Linked DNA regions of Mus musculus: region 1 is linked to region 2. A link is a loop called in an ENCODE intact Hi-C map of the cell type or tissue named here. Cell type or tissue: gastrocnemius. All regions are shown on one strand. Links, peaks and the distances in the headings refer to the core of each region. The heading gives the core; the rest is flanking DNA.

What was found. A loop is a pair of places that touch in the nucleus more often than their neighbours do. Peaks named below come from ENCODE experiments on the same cell type or tissue, not always from the same donor. Only the 100,000 strongest peaks of a DNase experiment are listed, where the experiment ranks them.
Region 1: a loop joins it to region 2, with 2.8 times the contacts of the local background. A loop is called at or near these places in 4 of 42 quality-filtered maps.

The regions. Positions count from the first base shown.
Region 1 is chr11:6,030,316-6,035,691 of GRCm38, forward strand. All of the region lies in intron 1 of Camk2b (calcium/calmodulin-dependent protein kinase II, beta), which reads right to left. Among named protein-coding and RNA genes, the nearest start is that of Camk2b, 33 kb to the right of the region's middle. In gastrocnemius, for the core only: a CTCF peak has its summit at 3,043 (motif pointing left); a DNase peak (open chromatin) is centred at 3,027; H3K27ac peaks cover 729 bases.
Region 2 is chr11:6,184,939-6,190,314 of GRCm38, forward strand. All of the region lies in intron 2 of Nudcd3 (NudC domain containing 3), which reads right to left. Among named protein-coding and RNA genes, the nearest start is that of Nudcd3, 13 kb to the right of the region's middle. In gastrocnemius, for the core only: no CTCF peak of the experiment used is centred there; a DNase peak (open chromatin) is centred at 3,076; H3K27ac peaks cover 2,028 bases.

The sequences.
Region 1 (5,376 bases), core at 768-4,767, 150 kb before region 2:
ATCTATGAGCCTCAGTTTCCCCGTGGATATAGCGGAGCAGCAGGGCTTCACAGGGTGGCTGTGTGGCTCTCTGTCCCAGCCAGCTTTGTCTGCCGCGTAGACTCTCCTTCTCTTAGCTCAGGGGGCCCCATGTTGTCATCTGTGATGCTCAGGCCCAGAGAACACAATGGGTGCAACCTCCCAAGGGGAGTCCAGAGTCTAGGCTTTCCTGTGCCACGGGCAAGACCTCACAGGGGGCCAAACTGTGCATCTCTGAGATGTCAGACAGTGTCTCAGTTGGGGAGCCCATATACAAAGCAGGGTACAGCTTCCCTCACCCACACACCATCTTATCCGCAGAGTAGGGTCCCGGCTGCTGACCAGACCCAGGGAAGGACATGAGTAAATGTCTGTGCGCCATAGCCCTCCCCCAGGGTGAGGGCATCCATACACAAAACTACCAAGAGCCTGTGGCAGGCGGACAGTCTACAGACTGCTTGGTAGCTCCCTCCCTAGTCCAGATGCCCTCCTTTCCTCTGCAGAAGGCTCTGTGCTGTCAGCTCAGGTTTGGGCTAGGCGCCCAGCACTGATGGAAGAAGCCAGGCCTGGGCAGCTGCCAGAGGGAAGGAGAACCAGGGCTGAGGCCCTGAAGCAGGGAGGTGCGGGTACAGCCAGGCAGCCAAAAGTCCTACTGCTGGGCCCCTGCTTGGCCTCAACCACAGGCAAGACCCTGATTTCAGCAACTCAGATACCCTGCAGGGAGAAGATGAGTGCTTATGTAGTAAGGGAAGGAAGGCTGACCCCGGATGATGACCCGGCCCGTCTCTGGCGCCTCAGGGCCATCTCTCCTCACCACCACAGCCATCCCCCAGCCCCCAGCAAGCATGGAGAAGCAGCCGTAGAACCACCCTCTCCTTCCCCACTGTCACAGGAATGCCCCCTAAAGGTGGCTACAGACATGTTTAGCACACAAGCAGTGGGAAGAGAGCTGATACCTTGGGCATCTTCAAGAGCAAGGAGACTGATGTCATTGTTGTTTCCCTCAGGACTCACAGCACCTGTCACTCAAATTTATAATTCCCGAGGAACACAATGGACAAAGATCCTTGGTGTAGACTGTGACCCTGTTCCCAAGAACTCAGTCTCTGACTGCTGCCATCAGTGTCTCGTGATAATTTCTCCTGTTGTTTCCAACCCCTACCCCACCCTACCCCACCCCCATACTCCCTACTATGGACCCAGGATCTCCTTCATACCAGGCAAGCGCTCCACCATCTGGCCCCTTTTTACTTTTTTAAAGATAGACTGTCACTAAGTTGCCCAAGCAGGCCTTGGGTTTTTTTTAATTGAGAAACTACCATATTTTATAATTTTGCATCTCAACTTTTAAAAATTGGGAAGGAAAATACTTATTTTAACGCATAATATTTTAATTTGTCCTTTAGAGAACTTCATAGATGCCCACAATGCATTTTGCTTATGTCTACTCCTCCTGCTCTTCCGACTCCCCCTAGATTATCCCAATACATGTCCCTCCCAACTTAATTTTTTCCCAGAGTCCATTTAAGCCTTGAACTTTTGACCTTCCTGCTTGCTATCTGAGTATCTGGGATTAGTTTCTCTGCTCTATTATGACCGTTTTCCTGCCCATTTCTGCCCTTTCCCACTGCTCCTCTCTGCAGGCAGGTCTGTGTCCTGCCCACTCTGAATTCTGGTGCTTGGCCCAGGCCTTAGTCTGCCATGGAAGTCAGAACAGACTGCAAATGTTGCAGACTGGCTAAGGTTGCTGCAGCTGCAGCCCGGTGCTGGTCCAGCCTCGCAGAGCAGGAGATGCTGCAGGAGAATGGGGGCCAGGAAGGAGGGGGCCCCAAATGGCTCATCAGGAGGGGTCCCCTCAGGCTCCTATGAAGTAGGCAGATGCCACAAGAGTGGTCCAGAAAAGGTGCCCGACGAACGCTGAGCTCTCATGGTCAGAATGAGCAGTGCCTGGAGAAGGGCGGACAGATCCATGGGTAGGCTGAAGCCCCATCTTGAAGATATCTGAGGTGCCAGAGCTAAACATGTGTATGTGGCCATCTTTAGGGGGCATTTCTGTGACAGTGGCCCCTGGCAAGAGGCAGAGTCGCTGGGGAAGGGGAGGGTGGTTCTACAGTTTCTTCTCCATGCCTGCAGTGTGTGTGTGTGTGGGGGGGGGGGCTTTTCAGGGCTGGCTTTAAAGGGATGGGAGAGATGGCCCCAAAGCACAAGCCCAGGCAGGAGGATGAGCAGCAGCAACACTCACTGGCTTCCAAACGGGGCCACCTACCCATGGCAACAGGGACAGAAGTGGAGCCATGGCAGAAGAAGGTCTGGGGTTCAGGCCGACACCTCTGTTAGCCACTGGCATGCACATCATCTAAACACCAAGGTCACATGTGGAATGTCTGTTGTGGCTGCCTACTTCAGTACTAAGTAGAGAGTGATTTTGAATAACCTGCTCAAATCATGAGGCCCCGGGGCACTGAGCGTGTTAGAAGGCTTTTAAAATCAAATAAAGCTAATTAAAACAAGAAAATACTCTTTGAGCCCTGACTCAACGAAGGCTCCAAACACTGTCTCATTTACAACAGGATCAACAGTACCTGGGAACAGGTCCTGAGAGAAAAGGGGAGGAATTAATTCCAAGCAGATTGAAGCCTTAGAGCTGGGCAGCCCCAGGGGACTGCCTTCTACACTTGCTTATCACTGGAGCGAGGTCTCCTTGCAAGCCCCAGGAAAGTCTCCAGGGGAAAAGCAGTCCTCTCAGATGACCACTGACCTCAGTGGGAGTGACAGAAGGTACTCAGTCTTCAGGAAACCCGTTCCTGGCCTATGAGAGTCAGTCTGGCCATCTACTACCTCCTGCCCTGCTGCCCTCTCTTCATAGGCTCTGGCTCTGAGATGCCTGCTGCCCACTGCTAATCGCCTGTGACTCCCACGTCAGAACCCCTTCCCATTCCACTCTGTGGTCCTCTCTGTCCTGTACTAGGCCTTGCTAGCAGCACCATAGCCCTCTCCTGCTATCTAGGCTGCCCCCTGCTGCTTCGTTACAGTATGGCAACTGTAATATAGAAGCTGATGCCTGCAGAGGAGATGGTAGACCAGTAGTCCCAGGTCAGAAGTTACTGGTTCTAGCCAAGATTCCTGCTGGGAAGAATCAAGTCACTCCTACTCTGGCAAAGACTGAGTTACCATGATTCTGAGCTCTTGGAGTATGGTTAAGACACTTGTAATGACATCCTCTGTCCTCACAGACTCTGCTCAGTTGCCCTCTGGGGACTTCAGATGACAAGGAGATAATGATTGTTTATCTTCTTGTAAACCATGTCTAGGTGAAATGAGATGACCCGTGCAGATGCTATACGCATTGTTCAGTATGCAAAAAACACTAACCTCATGATTCTGCTTCCAGGATGGTATAGATAGGGAACCAGACTTGAGTCTCCCCCACAACAGGCCACAGAGTCACTGCAGCCTGCATTCAGGAGTCCAAGGGGTGTCCTTAACCACCCTCTCAAGGCTTGGGTTTTATCCCCTTAGTAGACCTTTCCCCACACCTTTCTTCGAACTCCCACCATGCCTCGTGGCCTCTTCTTGCCACCTTAGGCTTTCCTGCCTCTGTCTTGGGCCTCTGCTGGTCTTGCCTCTGAGAGAAGCTAACTATTTGCATAAGTACACCTGCCACCAGGACTTTGGCCCTCTCCCACAAACGCCTTTGGTTGCTTGACTACGAAGTACAGTGTGCCTTTCATATGCACTCAGAAGCCAGCTACAGTGGCAGCTCAGAGCCGAGTTGGGGACTTAGCCATCCACAGAAAGGCTGCTGGCAATTCTAGGGGCTCCTCTCTTTTAGGGAGAAAGATAACCAGTATCCTTGAGTGAAAACCAAAGCTCCAACCCTCCTGGACGGGTTTATGAATGGAGGTTTCCCGTCAGGTTTCTTGTCTAAGGTCCCATGGGGTCAGGGACATGCCTCAGAAACAAGCACAGAGTCCCCAGACAACCCCCAGAAGACCCACCCAACAAGCCCACTCCACTAGATCCCTCGGGAGCCCCACCCAAGCAGACCCCCACAGGGCTCCTCCTCCGCAGAGCCTCCCACCAGAACTTTTTGGAAGAAGCTGAGCAGGCAATGGTTATTTCCTACTATAAATTACCAAACAGCTGCTTTGAAACCAACCATTTCTCCAACCTTCTGACATGGTCAGTTCTAAGCAGGCCCTACTGATGGGGTCAAAGTTAAAGACAGACCAGTAGGTGCATGTCATGGCCACACTGAGGGTCTTCATACTTAATTTATTCTTAAAGTGCTAGTTATGTGCTAACCTGAACAAAATCCCTTTCTCCCTCTGATTATAAGGAGCTCTTAAAAGTGAAGAAGAGGCCTTTTCTATCATCTATCTACCTATCTATCCATTCAAGCATGAATGCATGCATATATGGATCCATCTATCTGACTGTCCAGCCATCTGTCTGTCTGTTCATTCATCTATTTCTCCTCATCTAAGATGAGGTCCTGGTGTTTTCCAGGCTGACTCTGAACCACTCAAGCCATCCTCGCAACTCCAGAGTGGCTGGGACTATAGGCTCACATCAGCATGCCTAGTCCTTGACTATTTTAATGCTGACCTAAACAATTTTCTGGACACACTAACCTCTGCTTGGAACAGAGTGTTGATGTTACCACAAGATTTTTCTTTTTATGTGTTTTTCAACTTCTAAGCAACAATGCAGACAGAACCCATCTATCCACCTATCACTAGCAGGAATTGCTTTTGTACTGTTATCATTATGATTACAATATCTGCGACAGAATAGCCAAGGTCATTAAGAATACACTGGAGTCACTGTGACCTTCCTAACCTGCACATTGCCTATGCAGGTGTGGCTCTACACCCTGTGGAGACTTCCTGTTACACAAGAGTGGCTTGTCTATCCTTCTGCTCCCTGTCCCCATCAGTATTCCACATGCCTTGGGCACATCTTCCACAGCACGATCTGACCTGTGAGCATTGTTTGCTGTGTGACACCCTGACCATGACTTCCAGTAGTGAACCTCCATCCACTGGTTCGATGGCCCTGGAGCAGGTGAGGAGGACATTCCAGCTGTGACAGAAGCTAAGTCCTCACAGAGAAGTGCTTGCTGTCCAGGACCACCCACAGATGGCTAGAGGGCAAGCTAAGCTCCCAGGCTGTCTGCCCAGCCCTGCCTAGCATCCAGATGTCTTGGATTCTGAGCACTGGGCTTGAGGTGGGACCCTTCTCACTGAAGGACAGCACTGCATTCTGCCTGCATACACACAAATTCCAAGTGGTCTCCAGGCACCAGCCGTGGCTCCTCGGCAAGTCCTTTATTGGCTTTTGTCTTTTCCACGGGCT
Region 2 (5,376 bases), core at 957-4,956:
AGGAAGAACAATTTATTTCCATTACATAGCCTTGTAACTTTAAAAATGTTACCCTTAATCCAACTGTGACTTACAAGAAATAGGACAGAGGACATGCTGAACCAGCTCACAGTTAACAATCAGTAAAAGTCACAGTGGCAAGCCCAACAAACAGCCTGATTTCTTTCTCTTCTCTCTTTCCCTCTCCCTCTCCCTCTCCTCTCCCTCTCTCCCTCTCCCCCTCTCCCCCTCTCCCCCTCTTCCCCTCCCTCTCCCCCTCTCCCCCTCTCTCTCTTCCTTCTTTAAAAACGCTTCTGTGGAATTAACCCAGGGCCTTGCACACTACCTTCGGGACAGGGAGAAGAAACTGTCAATTCTGAGCCGTTGGTGTTTGCGGGGTTTTTATAGTCAGATTCAAAAAAAGCATACACCATCAGAAGGAAACAAAGTTTAAACACTTGCTGAAAACACTAAGATGAAATATTATGAGGCAGATCGTTTCAAAATAACAGAAGACAGGGGAGAAGGCCAGACAGTGAGGCTGTCGGGAGTCCTGCACTCTTATGCCCACTGTGACTTCTACTTCAAATTCTACCTAACAAACGCTTTATGAAAAAAAGCAATCTTGCACTCGCAACACACATGCGTGTGTGCGTGCGCGCGCGTGTATGTGTCTGAACACATTTTTTTTTTCAGGTTACTTTTACCTCCACCCCAAGACCCTTCTGATACAGCTTCAATATCAAAAAACCACAAGCTACTGTTTCCTAAAAACAAAGCCTGCTAAGTCTCACTGTGATATTTAAAAACAAAACAAAAAACAAATAAGCTGCCAAATTTTTAAAAAAATGAAAAGCAAAACCAACACCAACAACATTATACCTGCAATCCTAGTACCAGAAAAGCCAGTGAGGCTAGACAACAGGTTCCTAGCTCAAGAGTAACTTATCAAGCGCCTGCTAGAAAGCCAAGTCTTCCTAGTGTGATTTAATCAGGCCCTCATGGCTGGTGTCTGAGCTTCCTTTTAAAGCAGCAATTTCAAGGTGAGTTTGTCTGCAAGATGAAACAGCAGGAAAGCTCCACAGAGTGCAGAATCTAAGGTGACACGTGAACGCCCCTCGCCTCCTAGTGTTCCACTTACTCTCTAGATTTCTACCTCTTAGCACATGCTACGCAGCACCCACCCTTGTCCAAGGACAAGAGTCACTCCAGGCCTGTTATACCCATCAGTGTGCAGAAGAACTCAAAAGTGCAAAAAAGAATGCTGGAAATTCTCCTTATACTGTTCAACAAAATAGAAAGGCATAATATAATGCAAAATAGAAAGTTTACAAATGAGCCAGGCGTGGTGGCGCACGCCTTTAATCCCAGCACTCGGGAGGCAGAGGCAGGAGGATTTCTGAGTTGGAGGCCAGTCTGGTCTACAAAGTGAGTTCCAGGACAGCCAGGGCTATACAGAGACACCCTGTCTCGAAAAAGAGAAAAGAAAAAGAAAAAAAAAAAAGAAAGTTTACAAATACACATATTTAAGTGTATGGGTATGTTTACATACATAGGGATAACTACAGAAAATATCCCAAAATTTAGTGAGGATAGTAAGATTTTCCTCTTTTACAACTTATCTGTTTTCCAAATATTGCATGAGCATTACCCAAAAGAAAAGCAAGTTTCTCTTTTTAGGACAAACACAGTAGTAATAATAGCTAGCCACTGACTGAGTGACACCCTACCAGGAACCATGCTAAGTGGGTGGGTCTTCAGCATTCACTGTCTTCAATCCTCATGACAACCTACATGGAGTGACTTCTGACTACGCCACCATGACTTGACCAAGGAACTACCAATGATGGACACCTGAGAAAGGCCTAAACCACCAAATGGAGAACTATATAAAACTAAACCAAAAGACCAGATTTTCCAGGTAGTGAGTGCACTCAGACTGCCTCTGACAAAGGCCTTGGTCTGACAGCCTGCCTAAGAAGCATCAATGACACAAACGCCACCAAGGCATCAGTGCTACAGAATCAATGTCAACGTTCTCCTGAAACACCTATGCTGAAGCCGTCCTCCAAGGTGAGGCTTAACTGCAGCTGGGCTCCCTGGGAGACGGTCAGGTCACGAGGGCCGAGCAGTCACTAATGAGGCTTAACAGACTGATAAGCAAGGAGCCAAGAAGCTCATCAATATGACAAATCAGAAAGAAGACTGAGGTCGACCAGCCACAGCGCACATGGCTATACCGCTAGGAGGTAAAAGCAGTAAGATCAGGAGGAGTTCAAACCATACTCGGCTAAACAGTGAGCTTGAGGCCAGTCTGAAGCCAGACCCAGTTTTCAAAGGAAAAGAAAAAGGAAAAAAGAGAAGTGTGGGGGGGGGGGGGTGATTACAACAATAAAAACCGCTGGTAACAGAGCCTAGTGGAGCACTTATGTAGCATACACCAGCACTGCACAAGACATGGTATACTGTCAGGAACCTCTTCCAAATGATGCAATTCTCTTCCCAGGAAATGCCTAGGTCCCTGTAACACCTAGGCACAAAGGACACACTGCCAAAACTATGAAAACACACTAATACTGATGGCTTCCTTTAGTGCCATACTCAAGTAAGCGAAGCAGCTCATACGCCATGCAGTCCATGAAGCCCTCCCCTCACACTGCCCCACTCTACTACTAGCACAGGCAGGGGAAATCAACACAACAGCATGGGGTCACTCATCCAAGAATAAAAAACGCACTTGGTCCTAGCACCTAGTATCTAGGTGATAACTGATACTCCTTTTGACTGTTTTGTTGTGGGTTTGGGGGTGGGGGCCATCTTGGTTTTGTCTACCCAGTTATGGTTTTTCTCTTTTGTCTTTGTCTTTTTGAAGATGAGGGTTTCCTCTCGAGTCCAAACCAGCCCGAAACACCGTGGCTGGGTGATAATTGATATTCTTATTACGACTTTTTCCCCCTTCCTTCCTTTATAAAGGGCTCTACTCATGATTTATATAAGAAAAACAGAGCTGCCACATGCTGTCAAGAGCCTTTCATCTGCATTTCCAGACCTAGCCACTTTTCCAATGCCTTCAGCACCACCTGCAGGTGGAGAGCCTGAACTGCAGGTGCTCTGATAGCTTGCTTGGCTGTGAGTGCTGGGATGAAGCCAAGAGGTCTTACATACCAAGCAGACGATGTAAAAAGAGCTGATGACTGGCAGGAGACGGTGAAAGCTGTTATGTTCCTTCTTTCCACAAGTACTAGCCATGCTCACAGACATTGGTCACTGACCAACTACAACACAGACACTAAGACAAAGTGTCTACTATGGACAGCTCCCAAGCCTATACAAGTAAGATGTGCTTTACAGTCTTGCATAAGCAGCACGTTTTTTTTGTACCTAAATAGGTGGAAATTAAGTGGGTGTTTCAAGCACCCAGGTACTTCTCTGTTCCCTTTGTTTCTTCTTCTCCTCGTTCCTTAAGTGGACTTTTACTGTGGTGCCCAGTCTGACTGGTCTTAAACTTGCAAGCAATTTTTCCACCACAGCCTCTCCTGTGCCACCACCATGCCAGGCTCAGACTGGAAGACTTCTGACAGCAGGCTGAAACAACAAGACTTAGAGCAACTGGGGCCTATTAGTAAGGGAGATAGCAACAGGGTGACAGCAGATATCCTTCAACTATACCCCTCAGTCACCTCAAAAATACTGTCCCTGTAGCTTTGGGTGAACTCTACATCATTACACATAGGTAAAATATATGCTGCAGCCAGCCATGATGGTACACACCTGCAATTCCAGTATTGGGAGGGTGGAGGCAGGAGGATCACACAAGGTTAAAAACAGCCTAGGCTACACAGCAAGACCCTGTCTCCAAAGCAAAAGCAAAATAAGAAAAATGTTAAAATAATTCTTAAAAAAATCTGCCCACAAAATGACTCAGCTGGTAGGGCACTTGTCACTAAACCTGGTGGCCTAAGCTTAGTCCCAGCACCCACACGATGTAAGGAAAGAACATACACACAAAAATAAATATAATGTTTTAAAGATATTACCATAAAGCTTATTTTAAGGCAAAGCACTGGTAACAACGCAGGGCCCGAGGCTAGGAAGGAAGAAGCACAGTGCAGCCTGGCCAACACAAACGTCTCTCCCATGGCTGTGAGGATTACACAAGACTATCTGAAAGAAGTCATAACTATTCCAAAGGAGAGTTCATTGCTCTGTTCCAAAGACACAAAATGATTGCTTCTCAGCATTTTGGCTGTGATGATGAAGTGTTAAACACAGACAAAAAATATGAAGTTTAATAACCAGGCACACAGTTAATACCTTTAATCCCAGCAAGGAGAGACAAAGGCAGACAGATCTTTGTATTTCAGACCAGCCTAGTCTACATAGCAAGTTCCAAGCCAGCCAGGATTACACAGTGAGAACCTGTATCAAAAAACAAACAAAGGCAGAAACAACAAAAACTCCAAAAAACAGTATACTATATACACTAATAAACAACTTGTAGGAAAAAATGGATGCGCAAAGTATAAATACATTATCATCTTGTCTTTCTTTCCCCCAGCACTTATGCCAAATTTTGTTAGGCATGTCAAGGGACTTCACCGAAGAGGAACACCTGTCAATGCTGTGTAGAGTCAGCAATGCTTCTCTAACACAGGCCATTAGAAACAGCAGTCAAACACGGGGGTGCAGGAAGAAAGCAGCATCAAAGACAGGCATGGTAGCACACACCTGTAATCGCAGAGCTTGAGATAGAAAGAGTCAGGAGTTCAAGGCCATCCTGGGCCATAAGATCAGACTTAAAAAACCAAAGGAGGAAAAAAGAAAAAGAGAAATCGGTGTTCCAAGCCTCAGGTCCTGGGCAACTGACTGCAGAGTCCTCACAAGGACAGGTGCTTGAGTAGAGACAGTCACCATAAGATTCTTCAATTATTCAACTGACAAAATGACAAATCTTCACATCTAGCATGGAGAGCTAATTGGTGGAAGAACTCTGGGATCCAGAGCTCCAAGTGGAACAAAGAAAAGAACAGCGTTTGACATTCCATTTTCAGATGCACAGAAACTGCAGCTATAGACTGACTAATGCTTCAACTTGTAATTGATTCGTGGCTCAACTACTGAAAGGTTAGATGTTGCATTTCTAAGCACTGGATAGTAGAAGTCTAACCTGAACAGCAGGTAAAAATGTTGGTTTCGGAGTCGCATGCAAATCTTCACTCTATACTTACTGCTATGGTAGCATTCTGACTGGCACAATAAGCCAGAATGCAGCTCACTGGTTTAAGAATTTAAAGTAGAGTCCCTACAATAAGGTAGCAATTCTAGTCCATTACTCAAATCAAAAACAAATTTCCACCTTTTTTTTAAAGAAATGTATTTTTTAAAAAGTAAAACAAA